3 separate regions of the Homo sapiens genome follow, and all the other regions are linked to region 3. A link is a contact called in ENCODE Hi-C or POLR2A ChIA-PET data. All regions are on one chromosome and are shown on one strand. The core of a region is the stretch at or near the end of the contact, and the rest is flanking DNA. Distances in the headings are between cores, read along the strand shown.

Region 1 (3,381 bases), core at 390-2,889, 1.3 Mb before region 3:
ACTTGTGCAGGGAAACTTCCCTTTTTTTTTTTTTTAATTTTTTTTTGAGATGGACTTTTGCTCTGTTGCCCAGGCTGGAGTACAGTGGTGCAATGTCTGCTCACTGCAAGCTCCGCCTCCTGGGTTCACGCCATTCTCCTGGCTCAGCCTCCCAAGTAGCTGGGACTACAGGCGCCCACCACCACGCCTGGCTAATTTTTTGTATTTTTAGTAGAGACGGGGTTTCACCATGTTAGCCAGGATGGTCTCGATCTCCTGACCTCGTGATCCACCCGCCTTGGCCTCCCAAAGTGCTGGGAGTACAGACGTGAGCCATTGTGCCCGGCCGGAAACTTCCCTTTTTAAAACCATCAGATCTCTTGAGACTCACTCACTATCACAAGAAGAGTGCAGAAAAGACCTGCCCACATAATTCGATCACCTTCCACCAGGTTCCTCCCACGATGTGGGAATTGTGGGAGTTACGACTCAAGATGAGATTTGGGTGGAGACACAGCCAAACCATATCAGCCAGGTATCTTCACTCCTTGGTATTTACTCTGGGGAACCCAGCAGAGAAAAGGGTGGGGATTTATATACAAGTGTAGTTTATAAAACTTTAGCATGGTAAACAAGATAAGGATCTATCAAAAAGGGCATGGCTAAATACTTTGCGGTACAGGAGTTCCATGGACCACAGGCAATAACTGAAAATCATGCTTCTGAACTATCTTTAATAGGAAAATGCTCAAAATTCAATGTGCTGTTATGGTTACAAAATATTCATAAGGTAAAAAATATTTTGTAGAACATATCATAGAAAAATGACTGGATGGAAGTACAGAAATATTACTATCTCTACGTTACATATATATGTATTACTATTTGCTATCTTTAGGTGGAGGGAGTCTGAGTAGTATAAAGTTTTTTTTACTTCTCTTACATCAAGATTTGTTACATTAAATTTATATTCAAATCACAATAAGGGCCTGATGCAGTGGCTCACGCCTGTAATCCCAGAACTTTGGGAGGCCAAGGCAGGCGGATGCCCTGAGGTCAGGAGTTGGAGACTGGCCAGGCCAACAAGGTGAAACCCCGTCTCTACTAAAAATACAAAAATTAGCCGGGCATGGTAGCACGCGCCTGTAATCCCAGTTACTTGGGTGGCTGAGGCAGAAGAATCGCTTGAACCCGGGAGGCGGAGGTTGCAGTGACTCAGGATCGCGCCACTGCACTCCAGCCTAGGCGACAGAGCGAGACTCCGTCTCAAAAAAAAAAAAAAATAAGAAGAACAGTAAATCATCAAAAAAATAAACCCAATGACAACCACAGAAAGAGCCTTGCAAGCCCTCTTGGGAGGAATGACTGGGAGAACACCAGGTACCCGCCCTGATGAAGACGCCGCAGCAACTACAGTCTTCCCCGATTGGCAGCAGCCCGAGTTGGGGGGTGGGGGGGGGTGGGACTTTGTGCATCACTTCCGGGGGCGGGGCAGCGGTCGTCTCCGCACGCGCGGGAGCGGTCGGTATCCATGGCAACCAGCGGGGCCAGCCTAAGGCCCGCCCGCCACCGCCACCGCGCCGGCCCCGCCCGCACAAAGGCCGCGCGGTGACCCGCCCTCTGCCGCGACCCCGGCCCCGCCCCTGCCCCGGCCCCGGCCTGGCCCGGTCCCTGCACCTGCCGGAGGCCGCCCGCCGCCATCGCCAGCGCCGTCGCTTGGCTGCGCTGACCGGGAAGCAGTTCTCGGCGGTCCGCGCGGTGATTCATCGGCCTGGCCGCGTCCCCCGCGCGGGCCATCTTGGTCACGGCCGGCGGCGGACAGAGCCGCGGAGGAACCGCGAGACCCCAGGTACGCGTGCCCCCGGCCCCCTGCCCGGCCGGGCCCCGCCACTGTGGTGGCCCCCAGGCCCGCGGCCGCCAAGGAGCAGCCCCCTTTGTTCTCCCCCGGGCGGGCGCGGGGCGGGCGCCGCGGGGCTTTGTGCAGCCTCGCCACCCACGCGCGGGCCCTCCACGCCGCCCCTCACCCTCCTGCCCGCTAGTCGCAACTGAAACCTTGAAAACATCTTTTCTTAATCCTCCAGGGCCCAGAGCAGGTCCAGCCACCCGTCTGGCTCCGTAGTCCGCGAAGTCTGCAGTAAAGGAGCCGCGTGGGACCGGGGCCGAAGTCCCTAGGGCCTGGCACCGCGTGCCCCTCTCTCGGGCCCTCGGCTTGGGGGTCTCGCAGCGCCCTGCCGTCGTGCACCCCACACTGCCCCCATTTCTACAGGGGCCCACCTGGTCACCACACCCTCTTGGTCCACCCGCGGATCTCAGCGTGTGGCTGACCTCTGGCCAGCATGGTGCAGCCGCAGACGTCCAAAGCTGAAAGCCCAGCCTTGGCAGCGTCTCCGAATGCCCAGATGGATGACGTTATTGACACCCTGACCTCCCTGCGCCTCACCAACTCGGCGCTGAGGCGGGAGGCTTCCACCCTGCGGGCGGAGAAGGCCAATCTCACCAACATGCTGGAGAGCGTGATGGCAGAGCTGACCTTGTTACGCACCAGGGCGCGGATCCCGGGGGCTCTGCAGATCACCCCGCCCATCTCCTCAATTACTTCAAACGGGACTCGACCCATGACCACACCTCCAACCTCTCTGCCCGAGCCCTTTTCCGGGGACCCAGGCCGGTTGGCGGGGTTCCTGATGCAGATGGACAGATTCATGATCTTCCAGGCCTCCCGCTTCCCGGGTGAGGCCGAGCGTGTGGCCTTCCTTGTGTCTCGACTGACTGGGGAGGCGGAGAAGTGGGCTATCCCCCACATGCAACCTGACAGCCCCTTGCGCAACAACTATCAGGGGTTCCTGGCAGAGTTGCGGAGAACCTACAAGTCTCCGCTCCGGCATGCGCGGCGCGCCCAAATCAGGAAGACTTCTGCCTCTAATAGGGCTGTGCGAGAGAGGCAGATGCTCTGCCGCCAGCTGGCCTCTGCGGGCACGGGGCCTTGCCCAGTGCATCCAGCTTCCAACGGGACTAGTCCAGCGCCAGCCCTGCCTGCCCGAGCACGGAATCTTTAAGAATCCGCCAGCACTTGGTAGCGTCTGCAGCCACCCAGGTAGCATACGCTCTTTGCTGTGTAGAAGAAATGCCCATACGACAGCTTTGCCCCTGTTTGAAGACCTCCCTTCTTGCCTCTCCAGACGTGTTCCCCGAGGAGATCTTCCTTCCGTCCTTCCTGGCGCCCTGGTTGCCCACCTTGCCGTGCTTCCTCTTACGTGCTAGCTTTGTACCTATCGCTCACTGCATGCTCGCCTCCCTCTTGCTGGCATCCCGGCCTGTTTCAATGACTACCGCTCTGCTACTTAGGCACAGGGACTCCGCCGCACGCTGACGGACCACGAGGGCTGACCCCTTCCAGCCTGA
Region 2 (3,180 bases), core at 42-2,541, 1.5 Mb before region 3:
ATGCATTCAATGAACTGAAAATAACGTGTGTCCAAGTGACAGCCGGGTTCCCGGTGGCCAAGACCACAGCCGGTGGAGCATCTGGCAAGATTTTACTGCCAGGTGTGGGCGCGAGAGGGGCAACGTCCACAGCCTCCCCCGAACAGTGTCCACAGCCTCCCCCGAACAGTGTCCACTGCCTCCCGCGAACAGCCTGCCTCACTTTCTCCTGCCTCTCATTTTCCTAGGGAGCAGAGACGCTGGGGAGTTCCACTAAATAAACCGTCTCTTTTCCAGATCCCGGACTTGCTCCTCAAACAAAGCTGGGAGAAGGGGCTTCCCAGGCCCCTGCTTGTCTGGGAATGACCCCTGGAGGAGAGTCCTCTAAAGAATGCCTCGCAGCTGCCGCACCCCCTGCTGACAGCTGGAGGACAGGGGGCCTCTCAAGGGAAAGCCGAAGGGAGCTTAAAGAGACACAGGAAGCCTGCGCGACCCACCCACTGAGCCCCGAGGCTCCCGTGCTCAGCCGCAAAATGGGAAAAATACTTCCTGCTCCGTTAGCCTCCCAGGTTGTCACGAGCACCGCAGTGGAGACGTGGAAAGACCCCGGGTAGGAGGCGGGCACGCGGCTTCCCGGCCCACCCCGCCGCCCACCCGCCGGGCGCTTCTGGGCCAGCCCCGGGCGCTGGCGGGCCTCGCTCCCTTCCCTGGGTTCTGGAACCACGCTGCACTGAACTTTCCTCCAGGCCCGCACCACTCCGGCGGGGCAAGTTCTTTGCAAACTGTGAAGCGCCGCGCCGCCTTCGGCAGCGTTCCTGGCTCGGGGCGGCCCCTAGCCCGCGGACGGCTCAGGGGTCCCCTCCCCCGGCTCCAGGGCCTCCGGGTGGCCGGGAGGGCGCGGCCTTACCTGTTCCAGGTGGCGTTGGCGCAGGCCCGGCGCTGCTGCGTGCCCCGCTCGTCCGCGGCGGCGGCCGGCTCTCTCTTGCCCAGGTCACTGAGGCTGGGCGAACTCATGAACTTCAACCTGCGGAGAGTCCTCATGGTGACCCGGGCCGCCTGCGCCGCGCCCACGCGCGCCCCACGCCGCGCCCTGCGCCACGCCGCACCAAGGGCCCCGGGCCGGCGATGCGCCCTCTACGCGGAAACTCCGGCGAGAGCAGGAAGCCGAGCGGTCCTGCGGGGTCCCGCCCCGGCCCCGCGCCTCCGTCTCGGGTCCCGCGCCGGCCGCCCCGCCGGGTTAATCATTGCACGGAGAGGCTCAGCGTGGAGCGCCAGGCGCGCGGCCAGCACAGACCCGGCGCAAACGGAGGCCGGGGGCGGACCCGGGGGCGGGCCCAGGGGCGGGTCTCGGCGCCCCGGGGGGCGGGGCGGGGAAGGGGGCGGGGGCATCGCGGGCGGGGCGGGGCCTCAGGCGAGGGGGCGTGTGCAAGAGGCGGAGCCGGCGTCTCCGCGGCCGCAGCTGCCACGACGCCTCGCTGGGTCTGCCCTCTGAGGACGTGCTCACCCTCCTCCCCTCTTCCGAGGGCCCCACGTGCCCACAGGAAACCAACACGCACAGGACGCAGGGCCCAAGCCCAAGCGCCCGCCCCCCGCCCAGCACTGCGGTCGCGCCCACACGATGTCCTTCGACCCCGGCCCCGGAGGTCTCCCTCCACAGCCCTCCTCGCAAAGGCTGTGCCACAGAGGTGCCTCCGTACCCCTCACCTGAACACAGGCTCCCCCACCCAGTTCTCATGAGGACTTTGGGTAGAGGCCTTCAGTCCCCTCCAGGCACCTTGGCCCAAGAACCCACTCCACCCGGGCTCAGCCTAGACCCCCTTGGACAGGGACTTCAGCATTGCCTGGCTGCCTGGAGGATTTGCTGGAGTGAGGGCTTGAAGAAGTAGAGGGTTTGCTCCTTATCTCCCACCCCCAGGTCTCTTGGATGGTAAAACCAAGCAGTTTCCCAAGTCCCTGTGGTGGGGGCAGAGTGATCCCAGTGAAGGCAGGGCACAGCCGGTGCTTCCTGCCTGCTTCGCAGAGCACTTTTAGATGTCTGATTTCACATGAACTAACATGAACTACTTCCGTGAGGTAGAGATTATTCTTCTCCCCATTTTCCAGTTGAGGACATTGAGGCTCACAGAGTGAAATAACTTGCCCAACATTGTGCCAACATTGTGCAATCAACAAATGGTAGAGTTGGGCTTCACCACAGGGAGCGTCCAGCCCCTTGAACAGGGCCCTTCCCAGTCCCCAGCTTCTGGGATTCCCACAAGGCTCACCTGACCCCTCCATCAGATGGGGGGTGACAGCCACAGCTCCAGGAGCTGGGAGGGCCCCATATAAAATGTAAGAGAGAGGTGATGGCTCATGCCTGTAATCCCAGCACTTTGGGAGGCCGAGGTGGGAGGATCACCTGAGGTCAGGAGTTCAAGACCAGCCCGGCCAACATGGAGAAACCCCATCTCTATTAAAAATACAAAATTAGCTGGGCGTGGTGGTGCATGCCCGTAATCCCAGCTACTCAGGAGGCTGAGACAGGAGAATCGCTTGAACCTGGGAGGCAGAGGTTGCAGAGAGCTGAGATCTCGCCACTGCACTCCAGCCTGGGCAACAACAGCAAAACTCCGTCTCAAAAATCATCATCATCATAATAAAATAAAATAAAAAGTAAGAGAGCCTCATGAAGAGTCTTTGTTTAGTGCAAATCAACCAGTGTCTCCTGAGTACCTCCTGTGTTCCAGACATAAATACCATCGTCTTTGGGAGACAGAGACATAAACAGACAAACTTGCTCATCAGTAAAGCGGGATGGAACGGTTCATCTCACAGGCAGCTTGGGGCCCACAGGCAGCAACAGGTGCTTTATAAACTAACTGTCAAGTGCTGTACACGTTTTCTTTTCTTTTTGAGACAGAGTCTCACTTTTTGGCCCAGGTTGAATGCAGTGGCACCACTGTGGTCACTGCAGCCTCTACCTCCTGGGTTCAAGCAACCCTCCCACGTTAGCCTCCTGAATAGCTGGGACTACAAGGCATGTGCCACCATGCCTGGCTGATTTTTTGCGTGTGTGATGGCGTTTCGCTCTTGTCGCCTGTGGAGTGCAATGGCGCAATCATGGCTCACTGCTAACCTCTGCCTCCCAGGTTCAAGTGATTCTCCTGCCTCAATCTAGTGAGTAGCTGAGATTATAGGCACCTACCACCACGCCTGGCTGAT
Region 3 (3,011 bases), core at 491-2,990:
TTGCCCAGCCTGGTCTCAAACTCCTTATTTCAAGTGATCCTCCTGTCTTGGCCTCCCAAAGTGCTGGAATTACAGGTGTGAGCCAGCATGCCCCATCCTAGCATTGTGATGCTGTTTTACTATATTATTTATTTTGAGATGGAGTCTCGCTATGTTGACCAGGTTGGAGTGCAATGGTACAATCTCAGCCTTGGCTTCCACAACAAAAACCGAGGAATCAGGGTTTTCCTCTGGCCATGGTGAAACCCTGTCTCTACTGAATACAAAAAATTAGCCAGGCGTGGTGGCACACACCTGTAGCCCCAGCTACTTGGGAGGCTGAGGCAGGAGAATCACTTGAACCCGGGAGGCAGAGGTTGCAGTGAACCGAGACTGCACCATTGCACTCCAGCCTGGGCAACAAGAGCAAAACTCCATCCCAAAATAAATAAATAAATAAAATGTTTTTCTCTGCAGCCCTCACCAACTTGAGTTTGGAAATTTTTGCCTTTGCAGACCCACCTGCTTCCTACAATGGAATTGAACAAGTCCGTGAATTGGTGCATTTTATTCAAACTCAGTTCAAAAATGTTATCAAAATAGCATCTGAAGCTCCAAAAAATTTTCAGCCTTTGTTTTTTAGCAAATTACAATTCTTACAAAATTGCAAAAAGGAAGACATTGAAATGTATCCCTATGGAGCAATAAAACTCAATGAGAGTTCAAAAGAGAATGTCTTTTGAAATTCTATAACTGAACTGTTTTCTTTTAAAGAGGGAGTCTGGCTATGTTGCCGAGGCTGGACTTGAATTCTTGGGCTCAAGCTATCCTCCCGCCTCAGCCTCCCGAGTAACTGGGACTACAGACGCGGCCACCACGCCCAGCTCAACTGCACTTCGAAACATCCCGACATGTAGGAGTAAATTCCTCTGACGGGTACACTTGGTCTTAATTGGATCAACTGACATTCCGAATCCAAATATAAGTAATTGAGAAGGGCCACGATTTTGCAGCATCCAAATCTGGTGAAACGCTCACAAGAATCGAGAGCTCCCAAGGCAGGGGGCCTGCGAGCTCTGTGTGCCCGGTGCAGGCACAGAAGCGCCGCCTCACCGGGTTCGGGCCCCAGGACACCTTCCGGGCCGTCGGTGGGGCCTTTTCCGGTCCTGACAGCGCCCTATACGTAGGCACCCCGCCCTCCCGGCATTCCCCGGGGTCGCCGCGCGCTGAGCGAGAAAAGCTCAGCCACCATCAGGTGCGCGTGCGCACACGGCGGCAGCCAAACCACAGGCGCGGTCGCAGACGCGCGCCCCCTCCTGGCAAGCTCGCGCGCTCTCGCACGCACCCCGCCGATGCGCAGGGCCTGCCCGGGGGCCGCGGCAAACCGGGCTGGAGGCGGACTGGGGGCGGGGCGGGACGGGGTGAGGGGGCGAGAAGAGGGCGGGGCAGGGGAGGGGTCGGGGGGGCCGGGAGGAGGACGGGGCGGTGGGGAGGGGGGCAGGGGGCGGGGGCAGGGGGCGCGGCAGGGGCGGGGGGCTGGGGGGAGGACGGGGCGGTGGGCGGGGGGCTGGGAGGAGGACGGGGCGGGGGTGCTGGGAGGCGGGCGGGGCGGGGGGCGGAGGCGGGGGGGGCTGGGAGGAGGGCGGGGCGGGGGGGGGCTGGGAGGAGGGCGGGGCGGGGGGGGGCTGGGAGGAGGGCGGGGCGGGGGGGGGGGCGCTGGGAGGAGGGCGGGGCGGGGCAGGGGGCGGAGGCGGGAGGGCAGGGCCGACGGACGGCGGGCGGCGGCGGCGGTGGCGGCGCTGGAGTCGGCGCGGGTGCTGGCGCCATGGAGGCCGAGCGGGGTCCCGAGCGCCGGCCTGCGGAGCGTAGCAGCCCGGGCCAGACGCCGGAGGAGGGCGCGCAGGCCTTGGCCGAGTTCGCGGCGCTGCACGGCCCGGCGCTGCGCGCTTCGGGGGTCCCCGAACGTTACTGGGGCCGCCTCCTGCACAAGCTGGAGCACGAGGTGCGGGGAAGGGCGGCGGGCACGTGCGGCGGCCGGGGTGGGAGCGCGGCGGGAGCCCGCGGCGCGGGACAGGGAAGAGCGCTCCCGGGCGGCGGGAGCCGCGGTGAGCCACCCAGAGCGCGTCCTGGGCAGCTCTGGAGCGGCGTGGAGTTGGGGGCCGAAGAGTGACAGCAGGAGACCGGGGTACCTGCGGCCCTGATCTGCCCGGGCCCGAGACCGGCTGAGGGCTGCGTTGGGAACTTTAGGTCCTCCACACACCCGAGCCTGACACAGCCCTGCGAGGAGTGAAACTCATCACCCCCACTTCACAGATGAGAACACTGCGGCTCCGAGAGTCCCTTCAGAGGGATTCTTTCAGCCGCTGCCTCACAGGGACAACGGGAACCCCGTGAATTTGTGTAGCTGTAACTGTTGGGTTCACAGAATTCGGTGTTTTTTCATTTGATTTGAGCCTCGGGGTCCCCTCATCTTGCAGGTTAAAGAAAACAGGCTGTGAGAGGTGGAGGAGAAATCTAAAGAAAAATGGAAAAGATTGAGAAGCCTCTAGGTTCTCTCCCTTTTTGTGAGGACGGCCCATCCGGCTCACCTGCCTCCTCCACTCCAAAGCGTTCCCCACTGTCCTGGCTGGGGATGAGCCCTGGATTTTTATTGCGTGCCCAGAGGCTGAGGCCACAGCACCTTCCCGGGCTGGCGGGGGGGGGGGTGTTTTCTTTAGCTGGGACCCGACATCTCCTCCAGGTGCTGTCTCCCGGACGGAGATGAGCCTAGTGGCGCAGGTGATGAAGTGGAAACCCCAGAGCCAAGAACAGGGACCCGGGCCGGGAACTAGGAGTCCCTGAGCCTGGCTGCTGGCCAGACTCTACGGTCTCTGAGCCAGTTTTTCTCTGTGTAATCCTGATTGGACTAGGAACCTTCCTGCTGGAAACGTGCAGTGAGTGGCACCTCCTTATGCTACAGTGTAACAGAGAGTTTCCTCTGCCCCTCACTTCTGCCATATGCTTTCCGAGGACCACTCTGGTCCCAGGCCTGT

Evidence for each region. A loop is a pair of places that touch in the nucleus more often than their neighbours do. ChIA-PET counts read pairs that join two places held with the same protein, here RNA polymerase II (POLR2A). Pooled maps may share reads with other maps.
Region 1: a loop to region 3 is called in a map of CD8-positive, alpha-beta T cell, with 6 times the contacts of the local background. The contact joins the promoter of RTL6 here to the promoter of TTLL12 in region 3. A Hi-C loop is called at or near these places in 1 of 168 maps with a recorded cell type or tissue (CD8-positive, alpha-beta T cell), 1 of 37 single-sample maps with no recorded cell type and 8 of 50 pooled maps.
Region 2: a map of CD8-positive, alpha-beta T cell shows a loop between it and region 3 (24-fold over the local background). The contact joins the promoter of PRR5-ARHGAP8 here to the promoter of TTLL12 in region 3. A Hi-C loop is called at or near these places in 2 of 168 maps with a recorded cell type or tissue (CD4-positive, alpha-beta memory T cell and CD8-positive, alpha-beta T cell) and 8 of 50 pooled maps. POLR2A ChIA-PET finds 5 or more read pairs at or near these places in 1 of 52 experiments (MCF 10A).

The regions. Positions count from the first base shown.
Region 1 is chr22:44,496,491-44,499,871 of GRCh38, reverse strand. RTL6 (retrotransposon Gag like 6) reads left to right here and starts at 1,639. Exons shown (of 2, transcript NM_032287.3): 1 at 1,639-1,828; 2 at 2,061-3,381. The coding sequence starts at 2,316. The coding sequence ends at 3,035. RefSeq lists silencers at 1,429-1,488, 1,579-1,708 and an enhancer at 2,968-3,381.
Region 2 is chr22:44,700,315-44,703,494 of GRCh38, reverse strand. It overlaps PRR5-ARHGAP8 (PRR5-ARHGAP8 readthrough), which reads right to left and starts at 1,291. Exons shown (of 15, transcript NM_181334.6): 1 at 887-1,291. The coding sequence starts at 1,020. PRR5 (proline rich 5) reads right to left here and starts at 1,291. Exons shown (of 8, transcript NM_181333.4): 1 at 887-1,291. The coding sequence starts at 1,020. RefSeq lists a silencer at 1,008-1,417.
Region 3 is chr22:43,185,863-43,188,873 of GRCh38, reverse strand. It overlaps TTLL12 (tubulin tyrosine ligase like 12), which reads left to right and starts at 1,740. Exons shown (of 14, transcript NM_015140.4): 1 at 1,740-1,981. The coding sequence starts at 1,805. RefSeq lists silencers at 1,327-1,446, 1,695-1,854, 1,895-2,114 and enhancers at 2,495-2,554, 2,565-2,644, 2,585-3,011.